2 separate regions of the Homo sapiens genome follow, and region 1 is linked to region 2. A link is a loop called in an ENCODE intact Hi-C map of the cell type or tissue named here. Cell type or tissue: heart left ventricle. All regions are shown on one strand.

Region 1 (8,000 bases), 230 kb after region 2:
TAACCGTCCCTACTCCAAATAGGAACAAGCCCAAGGAATGGGCATGGAAAGAAATCAACTGATCCTTCCTGATCCAAGTTCTTCCTTTGAAGATGCACTGAAGGTTCTTGGAGACATTTGAAAAATCTGAACCTCTTGCCCAGAACTCTAGAGGCATTATAAATAGATAACGTACTTTCACACCTACAAGGTGTCTGCTCACATACACCATCTCATTTTATCCTCATAAGAGACTGGCAAGCCTTACAGCTGGCAGAGCTCAGTCTTGGAAGAGACATACCTCATATGTGCACGTCACTTAAGAGGCCTTTCTCCTACCACCTTTTGTCATCACACAGATGTGTGTCTCTTCCTCTCAATGGTGAAGACGAGCCAGCCTAACCAATCAATGCCTGAATCCCATCGAGTACCCCATACAGGGCCTTGTATAAGTAGGTGCTCAATAAATTTTGTAGATGGATGAATAAATGCCAGTGACCAGATCAGGGAGAAGTAAAACAGGGTCTCCTACTGGAGAAAATAGTGTTGCTGTTGTTCTAAGGGAGCAAGCTCAGGCATCTGTTCCTACAGCCTGGTACATTCACTCTGAGGCAGGCACCTGACATCATTTTAATATTTATTATGTTATCATTATCATAACTGTCACTTATTGTCCACCATTCAAAGTTAAGTTCTTTGCAAATATCAACTCATTGTTTCTCACATCCACTGTTATGAGCTCCATTTAACAGATGAGGAAATGGAGGCACAGACAGGTTAAGTAATGTGCCCAAGGTTATTTAGCCAAAAATAGTGGAGCTGGGATTCAAACCTGATTGTTTATATCCTGGAATTACAATTTTCTTGTTTTGCTTTTTGAGACAGAGTTTCGCTCTTGTCGCCCAGGCTGGAGTGCAATGGCCCGGTCTCGGCTCACTGCAACCTCTGCCTCCCAGGTTCAAGTGATTCTCCTGCCTCAGCCTCCCCAGTAGCTGGGATTACAGGCGCACGCCATTACACCTGGCTAATTTTTGTGTTTTTAGTAGAGACGAGGTATCGCCATGTTAGCCAGGCTGGTCTCGAACTCCTGACCTCAGGTAATCCGCCTGCCTTGGCCTCCCAGAGTGCTGGGATTATAGGCATGAGCCACCATGCCAGGCCTCGGACTTAGAATTTTCTTTTCTTTTTTTCTTTGAGCGGAGTCTTGCTCTGTCCCCCAGGCTGGAGTGCAATGGCGTGATCTTGGCTCACTGCAACCTCTGCCTCCTGGGTTCAAGCGATTCTCCTGCCTCAGCCTCCTGACTAGCTGAGATTACAGGCACCCACCACCATGCCCGGCTAATTTTTGTATTTTTAGTAGAGACGAGGTTTCACCATATTGGTCAGGCTGGTCTCGAACTCCTGATCTCAGGTGATCCGCCTGCCTCGGCCTCCCAAAGTGCTGGGATTACACGCGTGAGCCACTGCGCCCGGCGACTTACAATATTCTAAGTTCCTCCACTTCCCTCAGCTTAGCCTCACAATGGTCCTGGCAAGCAGATAGGAGTTTCCGCCGACCACCCAAGGCCATAACTGCACATGGGGGCAGATGTGGAACTAGAACCCAGGTCTCCCTGGGGCTTGTTCTGACACACAAAGGTCTGCATTGTGAAAGGACATGAAAGGCACACCAGTGGGCTGCCCCACTGTGTGGGGACTTAGGACCCAGCTATATCCATGACTGTTAATTCACCTCGGGATGCAGCGTTCCTGTAAGAAAAGAAAAGGAGAGCTACGATACGTGGACAGAGGCTTTTGCTCCAGTTTCCATAGACACTGCCCCGTTTGCTCATGCTGTTCCCTCTTGTTAGAACATCTTCATCCCACGCTCTTACTTCTCGCTGACTCATCATGTTTCACAATACACTTGGATTTTTCTCTCTTCCGGGAAACCTCTGCCCCTCCCTGAAGAGGGATAAAGTGACCCTCCTCATACTCCCAGAGTACCAGGTGATTCTCTATAGCATTATCATTAAAAATCAGGGGCTGCATTCTCTCCCTCTGTCCCAGTAGTCTGGGAACTAACTCCTCAGGAGCAGGGACTCCCCTTTCTCATCCTGGTGTTTCCTATTGGCAATGCCTGCCACTCAGTAGTAGGCGCTTGTTGACTGAGACTATTGATCACAGGCAGGTTCGAATGTCTTTGTTCCCTCATCTCTACCCCTGTTAAGGGATTACGGAGTGTCCTATTCATTTCGGGCATATAGAAAATGCTGTTAAAGTTCATTGAATTGAATGAAACAATTAATCGTTCTGCAAAATCTGAGCAGAGAAGTCATTTGGTTTCAAAATACTTGGATAAAAACATTACGGTGGCTCACGCCTGTAATTCCAACACTTTGGGAGGCCGAGGCGGGTGGATTACTTGAAACCAGGAGCTCGAGACCCTGACTCTACTAAAAATACAAAAATGAGCCGGTCGTGGTGGCGCGCGCCTGTAAATCTCAGCTACTCAGGAGGCTGAGGCACGAGAACAGCTTGAACCGGGAGGCGGAGGTTGCAGTGAGCCGATATCGCCACTGAACTCCAGTCAGGGCGACAGTGAAACTCTGTCAGAAAAACAAGAAACAAAAAAACTGTGAGGTACTGAGATCACAAACTGGTGCTCAAAATATACTGATTTCCTTTCTCGTCTGGACTAAACGGGGGTAGGGAAGGGTGAGAAGGAGGGGATCGGCCCTCCCAACAAGTCTCATCTTCCCCAGATGCTGCTTGGTGCTCAGGGGCTGCAAGTACTCTGTCCTTGCACAGAGGGTTGGGGACTCCAGCTGTGCATGGGGGCACACATTAGGCCCACAGCTTGTAATGGACCAGTAGTAAAGTAAGGGAGGGGAAGCAGACTCTCTCTTGGAAAGGAGGCTCCTGAGTCCTTCTTGGGGCTTCCCCCACCAACTGTTTCCCAAACCAGCATACAGTAGGCACTTAGTAAATACTAAACCTAGTAAAGGACTGAATGATGGTAGACCGAACCCCCAAAGCAAAAGAGAAAGGGTCCAACAGCGCCTCCTTGCGGTGCTCTGCCCCAAGCCACGGGGAGAAACGTTGCAGCCCGCGCCGAACGCCGGGCAGCACAAAGGATCCCCGACTGCCGGGGAGCGGTGCTCGGAGGGCACAGGTCTACGCCATCCCCCACGCAGTTTCGGAGATGGAGCGCTGGGCCCATGGAGGGAAGGCGGCAGGCTCGGCGGCTCCGGCAGCTTGCTGGGGCAGGGGCTCAAGGCGGCAGTCCGATAGTGGAGGCCGCTGAGAACTGTCACGGAGCTGCGTCTGTACAGCGAGCATCCCTTATTTATTCAGGGCGAGTGTGTATTTGGGGCGGCGTGCAGGGGGCTGACAAAGACCGGAGAGCTCCCGGTGCGGCCGCCGGCGGAGCGAAGACTGGAACCCGTATGAGCGCCCCCCAGCGCCCCTGAGCGCTCGCCGCCGGTGCACGGCGCACCCCGCGGGAGGCAGGGATCAGCAAAGCCGTGCGCCCCGAGGCCCGCCCCCGTCTCCGCACAAAGACCGTGAGTCCCGGGTCCGAGCCTTCCGCGCGGGGATCGGGCGGTTGTCCGGCGGGTCGTCCTTCGACGGCCTCCTGGCCTCGCCGGAGCGGGTGCGGGGAGGCCCACGCAGCGACGGCTGGAGGAGGGGTGGGCGGGGCTGCCGGGGGTGGGGTCCCCGGGGCGGGGCGGGGCGCGCTGTGTCGCGGGTCGGAGCTCGGTCCTGCTGGAGGCCACGGGTGCCACACACTCGGTCCCGACATGATGGCGAGCATGCGAGTGGTGAAGGTAACCGCGTATAGGATGACCCCTTTCTCTTGGCTCCCCTCGCCTCCCGCATTCCCTCCTCCCTCCATCCCCTCCGCGGCTCTCCGAGCACATTTATTTATTTGTCTGGGCACCAGGGCTGGCTGAATCCCTGTCCTCCCCGCCCTCTACTCAGAGGAGGACTGGCCTGCAAGAGTGGCCAGAGCTGGGGTTTTGGGGGTTTGGAGGCCTCTGCTTGAGCCGTTCGCGTGGTGAAGATGAGCCGGCTCCCCCAAAACTGGTTTCAATTTCGCTTTTCCTGCCTGAAACTTGTGATAACAACTGGGTGCATCTCCAGTGCAGGAAAAGTCCTTGGCATCTTGGTGCCAGGCATTCTGCTACTGCTGGTGGTGGGTTATGAACACAGATGACCAGGATGAAGTCCTTGCCTTGGAATAAGCCCATAGCCCATCCCATAATTTGATGCCTGTATTACTAGAGTCCTGAGAAACACGGAATGCTGATTAGAATTTGGGACAAAGTTCCCTGAGTATTCTCTGGAGGAAAAGATGCGGAGGTGGACCTGGAAGGCCTCCTGGAGTAGGTGGCTTGCGTTCGTGAGTTCTACAAGTGTTGAATGCCTACATGTGCTGGCCCTGTTCTAGGAGGGGGGGGGGGGCGGGCAGAGATGAACACAAATCCGGCCCTTGTTGAATTTTGTTCCTATCAGGGACACAATTTGAAATAAGATCTGGAAGGATGGGGAGGGGGCAGTTTCCTCCAGAAGGTGGGAAAACCCAGGGTGTTTGGAGATGGATTAGGGAGGAAGGTGATCCTGGTGAAGTGAGTCTGGCACCCCAAGTCTTTCAGAAGTGCCCCTTCCAGTCTGCAGGGTGGAGGGGCAGGCTCTAGGAAGAGGGTGCCTGCTACCCTCAGCCTCTGAGAAGAAAATGGCCTCAGACTGGGATGCCCAGAGCAGGCTTGGCCTAGATACTAAATCTGGAGGTTGGCAGCAAAATGAGGCAGAGGGTCTTTCCAGCCAAGTGGAAGAGAGATGGGAGCCAGAATTTATTGCATTGGAACCATTACATGCCAAACGGTTTACATGGTTATTTCATCTAATTCGCACAGCAGTTCTGTGAGATAAGTAATATATACCCGCATTTTACAAATGAGGAAATTGAGGCACAGAGGAAATAACTTGCTTGTCCAGAGTCTTTCAGTAAGGAGCAATGGGACTGGAATATGAAACCAGGTCCACAGGCCTCCAGCCTGCAGGCTCTCTTAATGGCCTTTCTACTTTCATTTTCTGTTCCTCTGAGTCAGGTGATTTCCTAGTAGGCAGTAGGAAAGAACTGTGTGTTTTAGGTTGGGTTTCAACTTCCTCAGGCTTTGGGAAAGTTCTGGCAGAACTCATCCTAAACAGATAAAGTTCAAGTGTCTTTATCTTTCCAAGACCTGGAAAATGTCTATTCCAGATCTTCTCCGGTCAGCCCTGGGCTTTGTTCTTGCCAAAGAGTCACAGATGATAGAGAAACTCTTACAAGTGCAGATGCTTCTAGTTTGGGGTAAAGATAAATGAAGGGCCATTGACCCTGGGTGGAAGGCACCAGAAGCAGCTTATTGGTTGAACAGAAATAGAACATAGGCTGAGGGATAGGAGGGGGGCATGGGATGTGTTTATATTATATGTTGGGGGTGGGGGTAAGGCAGAGAAAGTTCAAATGGTCCACAGTGTTAAAGGACCCCTCCCCACTTGTGGACTGGGTTTGGAGAGCTTCAGTTTCTCAACCTCATCACTACTGACATTTTGGGTCACATAACTGTTATGTATCCATTGTATGTTTTTAGATTTGAGGTTACTACAAGGTTTGTAAATAATATCTTATAACCTGTTATTTTAAACTGATGACAAGTTAACACTGATTACATAAACAAACAAGCAAAATGAAAACTAATGAAGGCCAGGCGTGGTGTCCCACTCCTGTAATATCAGCACTTTGGGAGGCTGAGGTTCGCGGACTGCTTGAGCCTAGGAGTTCGAGACCAGCCTGGGTAACACAGCCAAACCCCATCTCTACAAAAAGTACCAAAATTAGCCGGGCATGGTAGCACACTGCTGTAGTCCTAGCTACTTGGGAGGCTGAGGTAGCAAGATCACCTGAGCCCAGGAGGTTGAGGCTGCAGTGAGCTGTGATTGTGCCACTGGACTCCAATCTGGGTGACAGAGTGAGACATTGTCTCAAAAAAAAAAAAAAAAAAAAAAAAAACAACTAATACAAACTGTATACTTTAACTTCGTCTTTCCGCTTACTAACTTTTTGTTGTTTCTATTTCTTTCCTTCTTTCTTTCTCTCTCCCTTTCTTTCCTTCCTTCCTTCCTTAAGATGGAGTTTCACTCTTGTTGCCCAGGCTGGAGTGCAATGGTGCCATCTCAGCTCACCGCAACCTCCGCCTCCCAGGCTCAAGTGATTCTCCTGCCTCAGCCTCCTGAGTAGCTGGGATTACAGGCAGGCACCATCACGCCTGGCTAATTTTGTATTTTTAGTAGAGACGGGGTTTCTCCATGTTGGTCAGGCTAGTCTCGAACTCCTGACCTCAGGTGATCCACCCACCTCAGCCTCCCAAAGTGCTGGGATTACATGAGCCACTGTGCCCGGCCATTTCTATTTCTTTCTTATTGTACTGTCTACCTCTTGAAAAATTGTTGTAGTTATTATATTTAATTGGTCATCTTTTCCTCTTTCTACTTAAGATATGAGTAGTGTATATACCATAAATACAGTGTTATACTAATCTGTGTTTTTCTTTCTTTTTTTTTTTGAGACGGAGTTTCGCTCTTGTTGCCCAGGCTGGAGTGCAATGGCACGATCTCAGCTCACTGCAACCTCCGCCTCGTGGGTTCAAGTGATTCTCTTACCTCAGCCTCCCGAGTAGCTGGGGTTACAGGCACCCGCCACCACGCCCAGCTAATTTTTGTATTTTTAGTAGAGATGTGGTTTCACCATGTTAGCCAGGCTGGTCTCGAACTCCTGACCTCAGGTGATCCACCGGCTTTGGCCTCCCACAGTGCTGGGATTACAGGCGTGAGCCACCATGCCCAGCCCAGATGATTTTTTATTGCTCATTAAAATTTTTTTAAATTTCTGATTGAAGAACTCCTTTTTAGCATTTCTTGTAGGACAGGTCTGGTGTCGATGGTATCTCTCAGCTTTTGTTTGTCTGGGAAAGTCTTTATTTCTCCTTCATGTTTGAAGGATATTTTCACTGGATATACTATTCTAGGGTAAAAGATTTTTTCCCTCAGCCGTATTTCATTTAAATATGTCATGCCACTCTCTCTTGGCCTGTAAGATTTCCACTGAAAAGTCGCTGCTGGACATATTGGAGCTCCATTGTATGTTATGTGTTTATTTTCTCTTGCTGCTGTTAGGACCCTTTCTTTAATCCCTGACATCTGGGAGATTGATTATTAAATGCCTTGAGGTAGTCTTCTTTGGGTTAAGTCTGCTTGGTGTTCTATAACCTTCTCATGTTTGGATATTGATATCTTTCTCTAGATTTGGGAAATTCTCTGCTACTATCCGTTTGAATAAACTTTCTAGCCCTGTCTCTCTCCCTACCTCCTATTTAAGGCCAGTAACTCTTAGATTTGCCCTTTTGAGGCCATTGTCTAGATCCTGTAGGCATACTTCATTCTTTGTTTATTCTTTTTTTTTATTTTTGAGACGGAGTCTCGCTCTGTTGCCCAGGATGGAGTGCAGTGGCACAATCTTGGCTCACTGCAAGCTCTGCCTCCTGGGTTCATACCATTCTCCTGCCTCAACCTCCTGAGTAGCTGGGACTACAGGCGCCCACCACCACGCCCGGCTAATTTTTTTTTTTTTTTTTGTATTTTTAGTAGAGATGAGGTTTCACCGTGTTAGCCAGGATGGTCTCGATCTCCTGATCTCGTGATCCACCTGCCTCGGCCTCCCAAAGTCTTTGTTTATTCTTTTATTATTTTGCTTCATCTGACTGTATTTTCAAATACCCTGTCTTTAAACACTCTAGTTCTTCTGCTTGATCAATTCTGCTGTTAAAAGACTGATGCGTTTCAGTATGTTAATTGCATTTTTTTCTTTCTTTCTTTTTTTTTTTTTTTTGAGACAGAGTTCCACTCTTGTTGCCCAGGCTGGAGTGCAATGGCATGCTCTCGGCTCACTGCAACCTCTGCCTCTCCAATTCTCCTGCCTGAGCCTCCCAAGTAGCTGG
Region 2 (8,000 bases):
TAAGCAGCTTTAAAATACATAGGTGACAGATTTAAAAAAAAAAGAAAAAAAAGCCGGGCACAGTGGCTCACACCTGTAATCCCAGCACTTTGGGAGGCCGAGGCGGGTGGATCACCTGAGGTCGGGAGTTCAAAACCAGCCTGACCAACCTGGTGAAACCCTGTCTCTACTAAAACACAAAAATTAGCCGGGCATGGTGGCAGGTGCCTGTAATCCCAGCTACTCAGGAGATGAGGCAGAGAATTGCTTGAACCCAGGAGGGAGAGGTCGCAATGAGCCGAGATCACGGGACTGTACTCCAGCCTGGGACAGAGCCAGACTCCATCTCAAAAAAACAAACAAACAAACAAAAAACATGTTTTAAGTTGAATACCCACTTTAAGGAGTAAGGGCTTGGCTGGGCACAGTGGCTCACGCCTGTAATCCCAATGCTTTGGGAGGCTGAGGCAGGGGGATCACGTGAGGTCAAGAGTTTGAGACCAGCCAGGCCAACATGGTGAAACCCCGTCTCTACTAAAAATACAAAAATTAGCTGGGTGTGGTGGCACACGCCTGTAATCCCATCTACTTGGGAGGCTGAGGCATGAGAATCGCTTGAACCCAGGAAGCAGAAGTTGCAGTGAGCTGAGATCACATCACTGCACCCCAGGCTGGGCAACAGAGCAAGACTCTGTCTCAAAAATAAGGGGTAGGGGACAGTATAAATATTTAATGTTACTTGAAAGCCTGAGATGATAGGTCTCTGACCTACAGATACTTCATAGTTGTGGTGAATGAAATTCACTCAGCCATTAAAGGTAAGACAGCACTTACCTTGCTGTCTGAATCCTTCTGCCCAATCTCAGCCTGAACAATGAAAATGAGGGCATCAACTAAACCATCACATTCCCGAAGTTTCCGGCGAGCTTCACTCCTCTCTGAGCTTACATTCCTGAGGGGAAACCAGAAGCTTCAAGATGACTCAAATCCAGAAATCCTCCCTTAAATATCCCTCAACACCTACAAGATTCCTGAATATGTTTTTCTACTCACTGTAATAGTAAATACCTATTATAAGCAAGGTACTGCAGTTGAGAGAAAGTTGATTAACAGTCCCTGCCTTCTGAATGTTTATATCACTGTGGGGTAGGGATTAATGATATGTACCAGATGCAGTAATTCAAGATGGAATATATACTTCTCGTATGGAAGTATATAATACATATGTAGAATGGAACACAGCACACAGAGGTGTATTCCAAAGAGAGAAAGATTATATAGCAGCATTTATAGGATATAAAAAGAATTCAGGAAAACTTTAATAAAATAAAGGCACTTGAGTTTAACCACAAAAAGATAAATAAGAAGAGAAAGGCATCACAGAAAGAACAGACCTTCCTCACCCATGCCCTAACCTCCTAGTACTCTGTACCCCTTTTGCTGAATTTATCACAGCCTGACTTGAAATACAAATAACTAGGGCAAGGACATAGACACACACAAGTCCAGGACTAGACCACCTTACATGTGGTAGATGCTGAACAAAAGCTTACCAAAGTAGATGAACAAAGTCAAAGAGGCATAAAAGTGAAGAGGATGTGTGGGGAACAGCAAGAAAACTGATATAGGTACATGTGGTATACATGAGAGAATAGCAACAAAGATAGAAAGGTTGGAGTTACAGTATGCAATACAGATAGGAATGGAGGCTAAAGAATAGGCTAAAGAATTTTAATTTTTTTTTTTTTTTAGGAAATTTAAGTCAGTCCTCAAAAATTCATCTTCATATTCTCAAAGTCCCTACTGTTACCTAAGGCAGCCAGCTGTGTTGGTGAGCACCGATTCCCACTCAATGTGGCGTGGCTTACAGTCTTCATTAGGTTCCCGCTCCCAACCAGAATGAGGAATGATCACTTCATCTGTCAAGGCATGCAGTGCATGGTCCACAATCTCCATTTTGATTGAGTCATGGGATGAAAGATTCCACAGGGTTCCTGGAAGAGACAATTCATCAGATGGCTCTTGAGCATTCAAGACAATATGTCTGAAGAACGTCAAAGAGAATCCCCCTATCGTATCACTTCTCAGTCTTCCCCAGTGACCAAATACCTTATAGTAATATTCAAGCTTTGTTTGCGACCCTCACCAAGAAACATATTCTACATTATAGCTCAAAATAAACATACAGATCATGAAACAAACAATGTTTAACTATAAGCAACGCTCAGGCTGGGTGTGGTGGCTCACGCCTGTAATCCCAGCAATTTGGGAGGCCAAGGCGGGCGGATCACAAGGTTGGGAGATCAAGACCATCCTGGCTAACACTAAAAATACAAAAAATTAGCCGGGCGTGGTGGCGGGCACCTGTAGTCCCAGCTACTTGGGAGGCTGAGGCAGGAGAATGGCGTGAACCCATGAGGCGGAGCTTGCGGTGAGCTGAGATTGTGCCACTGCACTCCAGCCTGGGTGACAGAGCGAGACTCCATCTCAAAAAAAACAAACAAAACTATAAGCAATGCTCAATGCTCTCCGATCTGTCTATACCAGAGTTTTTCAACCTCAGCACCACTGACATTTTCGGCCAGATGATTCTTTGTTATGAGGAGCTGTCTTGTCTATTGTTGGATGTTTACCAGTACCCCTGGCCTTTACTCACTAGATGCCAGTAGCACTCCCTCTCCCCTGTTCCAAGTTATAACAACCAAAAATATCTCCAACACTGCAAATGTCCAAATGTCCTCAGGGCAGGGCAGGCAAAATGGCCCACAACTGAGAAACAATGGTCTATACTACTTTTTCTTTATTCCTTTCCCTTGGAATGCTGATTATGCTCCACAAAATTTTGTTTTATTCACTAACGGATCACACAAATAGATCACAACCCACAATCTGAAAAACTACTGCTCTAAATAAAGCAAGAACCACAAGCTTAAATGTCTATATGGGTCAAGCCGGTGAGTCAAGAGAGGAAGATAATTAAAAGAAATTACAAGCATGTGAAAAAATAGCAGTTGACAGCTCCATGTTTGGGAAACAACTTCCTAAACAGCTGTAGTTGGTCAGATAATAGAATGTGTTGGAGATTAGTGTAAATTAGAGAGCACATGCTCCAATCAGTTCAGACCAAATACTGCTAAGGAAGAAAAGAGATCCATTGTTAACAACTCTTCCACGTTTTTAATAGAAGCCAAGAATCTGGAATTTTAAGTGAAATCTTCTGAATTTTAAACATCAGCAACCAGTTCTTTAAAATTTCAATAATGCTGTGTGATCCAAACAAATCTGTGAGATGGATTTGACCCACAGCCACCAGTTCACAACCTTTCATCAAAAGTAAAAGGTCTGGAAATCCCTCTAGTTCTCAACATCACTAGAGAGTAACACTGACTTAGCAATTTTCCTTAGGCCTAGAACTCACCGGTAATAACTTCAGTAAGGTCCATATCACGAGCCTTTCGAAGCAATCGCACAAGGGCAGGCACACCATCACAGTTTTTTATGGCAATCTTGTTATCCTGGTCACGTCCAAAAGAGATATTCTTGAGAGCTCCACAGGCTCCAAGGTGCACTTCCTTTTTGGGATGGTCTAACAATCCCACCAGTACTGGGATGCCCTTGAGCTTCCGCACGTCAGTCTTCACCTTGTCATTGCGGTAGCATAAGTGTTGCAGGTATGCAGCTGCATTGGACTTGACAGCATCCAAGCGGAATCCAAGCATGGCGATCACCTCTGGCAGCTCTGGCTGTCTCCAATTAGGAGGTGGAGGCCCTCCTTTGCGCAGGCTATCCAAGCTTGCTAAACTTCCTCGCTCATGCTGGGCCAAAGGAGCCCAGTAGTATTGATCCGATGGCACCTCCTCACCAATCATGTCTTCATAGCTCCTGAGAAGTTTTGGAAGAACCAAGAGAATACATCAAGTCATTATGGCTAGCTTCCTGGACATTCCCATTACCCTCATCTGCAAAGGAGGATTAACTGGAGTTTCAGTGTGCTCATCTTATCTCTCCTTTGCATGAATAATATACTGATCAATTTTCCTCAATGGGTTAGTAAAAATAAAAGGTAATAATTTTAAAAACACCTGCAATTTAATTAAAACTACATTTTTTTCTTTGAAGTCTGCAGGCTTAGAAAGTAACAAGCATTCAGGAAAGGCTAATCAAAAAGAAAGAACCAAATCCTTACTACTTATCATTTATTTGAATGATATCTGACAGTTATTAACTTGTCTAGGTAGAGATCAGGATAAACTCTCAGAGAACAGAATTAACCAAAGCAACTGACTCAATGCCACAGAAGTCTGAGAACAGTTCCTTAACCAAACAGGAAATTAGGCATTTACACACAGGAAACAACTGGTAGGATAAGACCTTTAAATACATTTCATATTTAAGCTTCTCCTTATCCTATTTTGGAAATTATAAAAGATGGATTGATAGAGAAAAACTAATAAAGGGCTTCCTGCTACATCACAGGAGGATCTGGCTTTGGTACTGATGAGGTATAAACTTGAAAAGTAATTTTCACAGTCATTCCAAGGTCATGTCTGCTACTCAACAAATGTGTTAAGAGGTAAGATTCCATCCTCCAATTTCTAAAGACAATACCTCCAGCTCTTTCAAAATGAAGCCTATTCACCAACATCACATTTGGGAAGCCCAGCCACTAGGAACAGAGAAAGCAATTGAAAGTAAGAAAAATCAAACCAGGAGACAATTCTTCCTGTTTCAGTACTACCAACAACCACTAGAGGGTGAGTCTGTCACACTATTATTTATTCGTAACTACCAGGAAGGAAGAAACCCATTATCTGTGAGCTCATCTCTTTCTGGCTCCCACAGGAGAGGATAATCTATTGTGTGGAGCTCTCCAAATAAGCCATTGTTTGTTCTACAAAACCACTCCCACTGTCAACAAATACTCAAGGTTGCCCTGAGCAGAAGGCCTGCCTCACAGGTATCAACATCAACTATGCAACAGTGATTCAGATGGACAAAGCATTTAGTAAACCATGACCAAGATGGTCTTAAAATAACACGGAAACAGGACCAGGCATGGTGGCTCACATCTGTAATCCCAGCACTTTGGGAGGCTGCAGTGGGCGGATTACCTGAGGTCAGAAGTTCGAGACCAGCATGGCCAACATGGAAAAACACCATCTCTACTAAAAATACAAAAATTAGCTGGGCATGGTGGTGGGCACCTGTAATCCCAGCTACTTGGGAGGCGGAGGCAAGAGAATCGCTTGAACCCAAGAGGTGGAGGTTGCAGTGAACTGAGATTGTGCCACTGCACTCCAGCCTAAGTGACAGAGCGAGACTCTATTTCGAAGAAAAAAAAAAAAAGGTCAAGATTAAACCCTTCAAATCAAGAAGGGGGTACTAAAAATGCCCAAACAGCTGGTAAAACAAAATTGGTTGTCTTCTAAACTATTATGTATCACTTTTGCATCCACCCCAACCATAAAAATTTTCTGCTTACTATAAAATTAAGGAAAAGTATTTACTAACATTATAAAATACCATGCATGGAACAAAAAGCCTCCTGGGTATAATACCAGATCGCACCACTGCTCTCCAGCCTGGGTGACAGAGCAAGACTCCATCTCAAAAAAAAAAAAAAAAAAAAAAAAAACACGGAAACAAAATGAATAGCTTAGATAGCTTAAAAGTAGGCTATTAAGCAGTATGTTAAGATTCCATTTTAGTAGAGGGAAAATAGGATATAGTTACATGTATAATTAAAAAAACTCAAAGGATATGCACCAAAATGTTAACAGTGGTTCTTTATCAATAGATGGTAATGCTTTTCTGGGTTTTTCAGGCTCTGTATTGAACATGTTTAACCTCTATTATTAATATACAAAATTATAAGAACAATTACCATAACCAAAATTTCCAGATAACTCTATCCTATATCCTTTTCTATACAAAGGCAGTGGATTGGACATTCTTTCCTTTGTTTTACAAGAAACAAAGCTGTGCCTGGGAAGACCAAATGACTTGCTTGAGGCTACTTAGCTAGTGGCAAAGGCACAACTAGAACCAAGGTCTCAGGGTTCAGTGCTTTTTCCACTAATCACTGCCTCACTGTTTAAGTTTGACCTTGTATTACTCTTCTAGCCTGGAACAGGAAGCAGCAAATATGCTTGCTAGTCAAGCAGGTTTCCAAGTCCAGTGCTACCCTGGAACAAACCCAAGAACCAGGCCCAAAACTCTATGTGAACTAGCACAACTAGGGATGGCAGAGAATGACCTGGCCACCCACACCCATCTGGGTCCAATCACTCTTTACTAATGAGGAAGTCAGAAAAAGCAGACTTGCAGTAGAGCCAACACCCTGGACAGACTGCTTCAATGAAGGCTGTTATCTACCACTGCTCTAGGTTGCACCAGCCGAGGTCTGGTGCTCCTGTAGGAATAAAAATGAGTCACATGGGAGTTGGATTAGCTATCCAAGACACCTGAAAGGTGAGTGACTCAGTCTTAGATAATGGGGCCTCTACCCCTGGGCCCAGCCCTGTTCACTCTTAACCAAAGCTACCTAATATATGAGGAAAATGAGCACCAAGGCATTTGCTTTAAAAGGTCATGACCCCATATAGAGAAATTCAGCAACAGCTGCTAGGATATCCTTACCATCAAGACAACCATAAATCATCCCTTGTTTCTTATCATTTCTCTTTACCTGGAAAACACTGTTTCTAATTTATTCTGAAGCAGCATTGGCAGCCCATGGGCCAAACCTGTTTTTGTACATCCCCATAATGCTATTTTTAAAAGATTGTTTGAAAAAAAGAACAACATACGACAAAGATGATACATGGCCTGCAAAGCCTAAAATAGTTCTACGTGGTCATTTTCAGGGGTCTGTCGACCCCATTCTAAAGCATTCTCTCAATGCAACAAGGCAAACCATGTACCAGTCCAAACATCAATCACTCCTTTTTTCACATCACCAAAGAATCTCCAGGAACAAGTAGTAAAGTCAGAGTAGGCAGCTGCTTAGTGACCTTTCAGAGTGTTGCTAATGTATCCCCCGACCCCCACCCAAGGATGCCACCACAATTTCACTTTACAATCAAATAATAAGACCCTAAGCATAGAATGTCAAGGCCCTTGTGAGGTCAAAGTTTGTTTTTAACTTTGGGATTAAAAACACAAGAAAGTTCTTATACACGTCCTCAACTGTCTCTTTTGGTTCTGAATTCCTAAAACCCTCAACTATGTTTTGTTTTGGGGTTTTTTTGGCTTTTTTTTTTTTTTTTTTGAGACAGTCTCACTATGTCACCCAGGCTGGAGTGCAGTGGCGGGATCTCGGCTCACTACAGCCTCTGCCACCCGGGTTCAAGTGATTCTCCTGCCTCAGCCTCCTGAGTAGCTGAGACTACAGGCACGAGCCACAACACCCGGCTAATTTTTGTATTTTTAGTAGAGACAGGGTTTCACCGTGTTAGCCAGGATGATCTCGATCTCCTGACCTCGTGATCCGCCCAACTCGGCCTCCCAAAGTGCTGGGATTACAAGCGTGAGACACCGTGCCCAATGGACTCTGTTCTTAATACCAAATCAGAAACTAAAGAAATTCCCAGGAAGAAGTGAGCAAGAATTCCATGGCCCCAGACATCAGAATCCTCTGCCTAACACACCAAAAGGGGGTCACATCTTAGCCAGAAACAGCAAAAACTTCAGCATAGAAGCAGAAGCAAAGTTCATTCTTCAGGACACAGACTAATAACAATCACAAGTTGTTTTTTTTTTTTTTTTTTTTTGAGGTGGAGTTTCGCTCTTGTTGCCCAGGCTGGAGTGCAATGGCATGATCTTGGCTCACCACAACCTCTGCCTCCCGGGTTCATATGATTCTCCTGCCTCAGCCTCCCGAGTAGCTGAGATTACAGGCATGCACCACTACGCCCAGCTAATTTTGTATTTTTAGTAGAGGCGGGGTTTCTCCATGTTGGTCAGGCTGGTCTTGAACTCCGGACCTCAGGTGATCCACCCACCTCAGTCTCCAAAAGCGC

The links. Peaks named below come from ENCODE experiments on the same cell type or tissue, not always from the same donor. Only the 100,000 strongest peaks of a DNase experiment are listed, where the experiment ranks them.
Region 1: it touches region 2 in a loop (4-fold over the local background); 26 of 110 quality-filtered maps call a loop at or near these places.

Annotation. Positions count from the first base shown.
Region 1 is chr11:57,563,373-57,571,372 of GRCh38, reverse strand. It overlaps UBE2L6 (ubiquitin conjugating enzyme E2 L6), which reads left to right and starts at 3,701. Exons shown (of 4, transcript NM_004223.5): 1 at 3,701-3,788. The coding sequence starts at 3,762. RefSeq lists a silencer at 3,338-3,697 and an enhancer at 4,951-5,300. In heart left ventricle, a CTCF peak has its summit at 3,049 (motif pointing left); DNase peaks (open chromatin) are centred at 1,561, 3,052 and 3,592; H3K4me3 peaks cover 3,334 bases; H3K27ac peaks cover 3,184 bases.
Region 2 is chr11:57,797,594-57,805,593 of GRCh38, reverse strand. CTNND1 (catenin delta 1) reads right to left here. Exons shown (of 21, transcript NM_001085458.2): 7 at 3,398-3,861; 8 at 1,790-1,973; 9 at 814-931. It overlaps TMX2-CTNND1 (TMX2-CTNND1 readthrough (NMD candidate)), which reads right to left. Exons shown (of 21, transcript NR_037646.1): 8 at 3,398-3,861; 9 at 1,790-1,973; 10 at 814-931. Among named protein-coding and RNA genes, the nearest start is that of CTNND1, 40 kb to the right of the region's middle. RefSeq lists an enhancer at 4,842-5,081. In heart left ventricle, CTCF peaks have their summits at 4,520 and 4,721; no DNase peak of the experiment used is centred here; H3K27ac peaks cover 2,962 bases.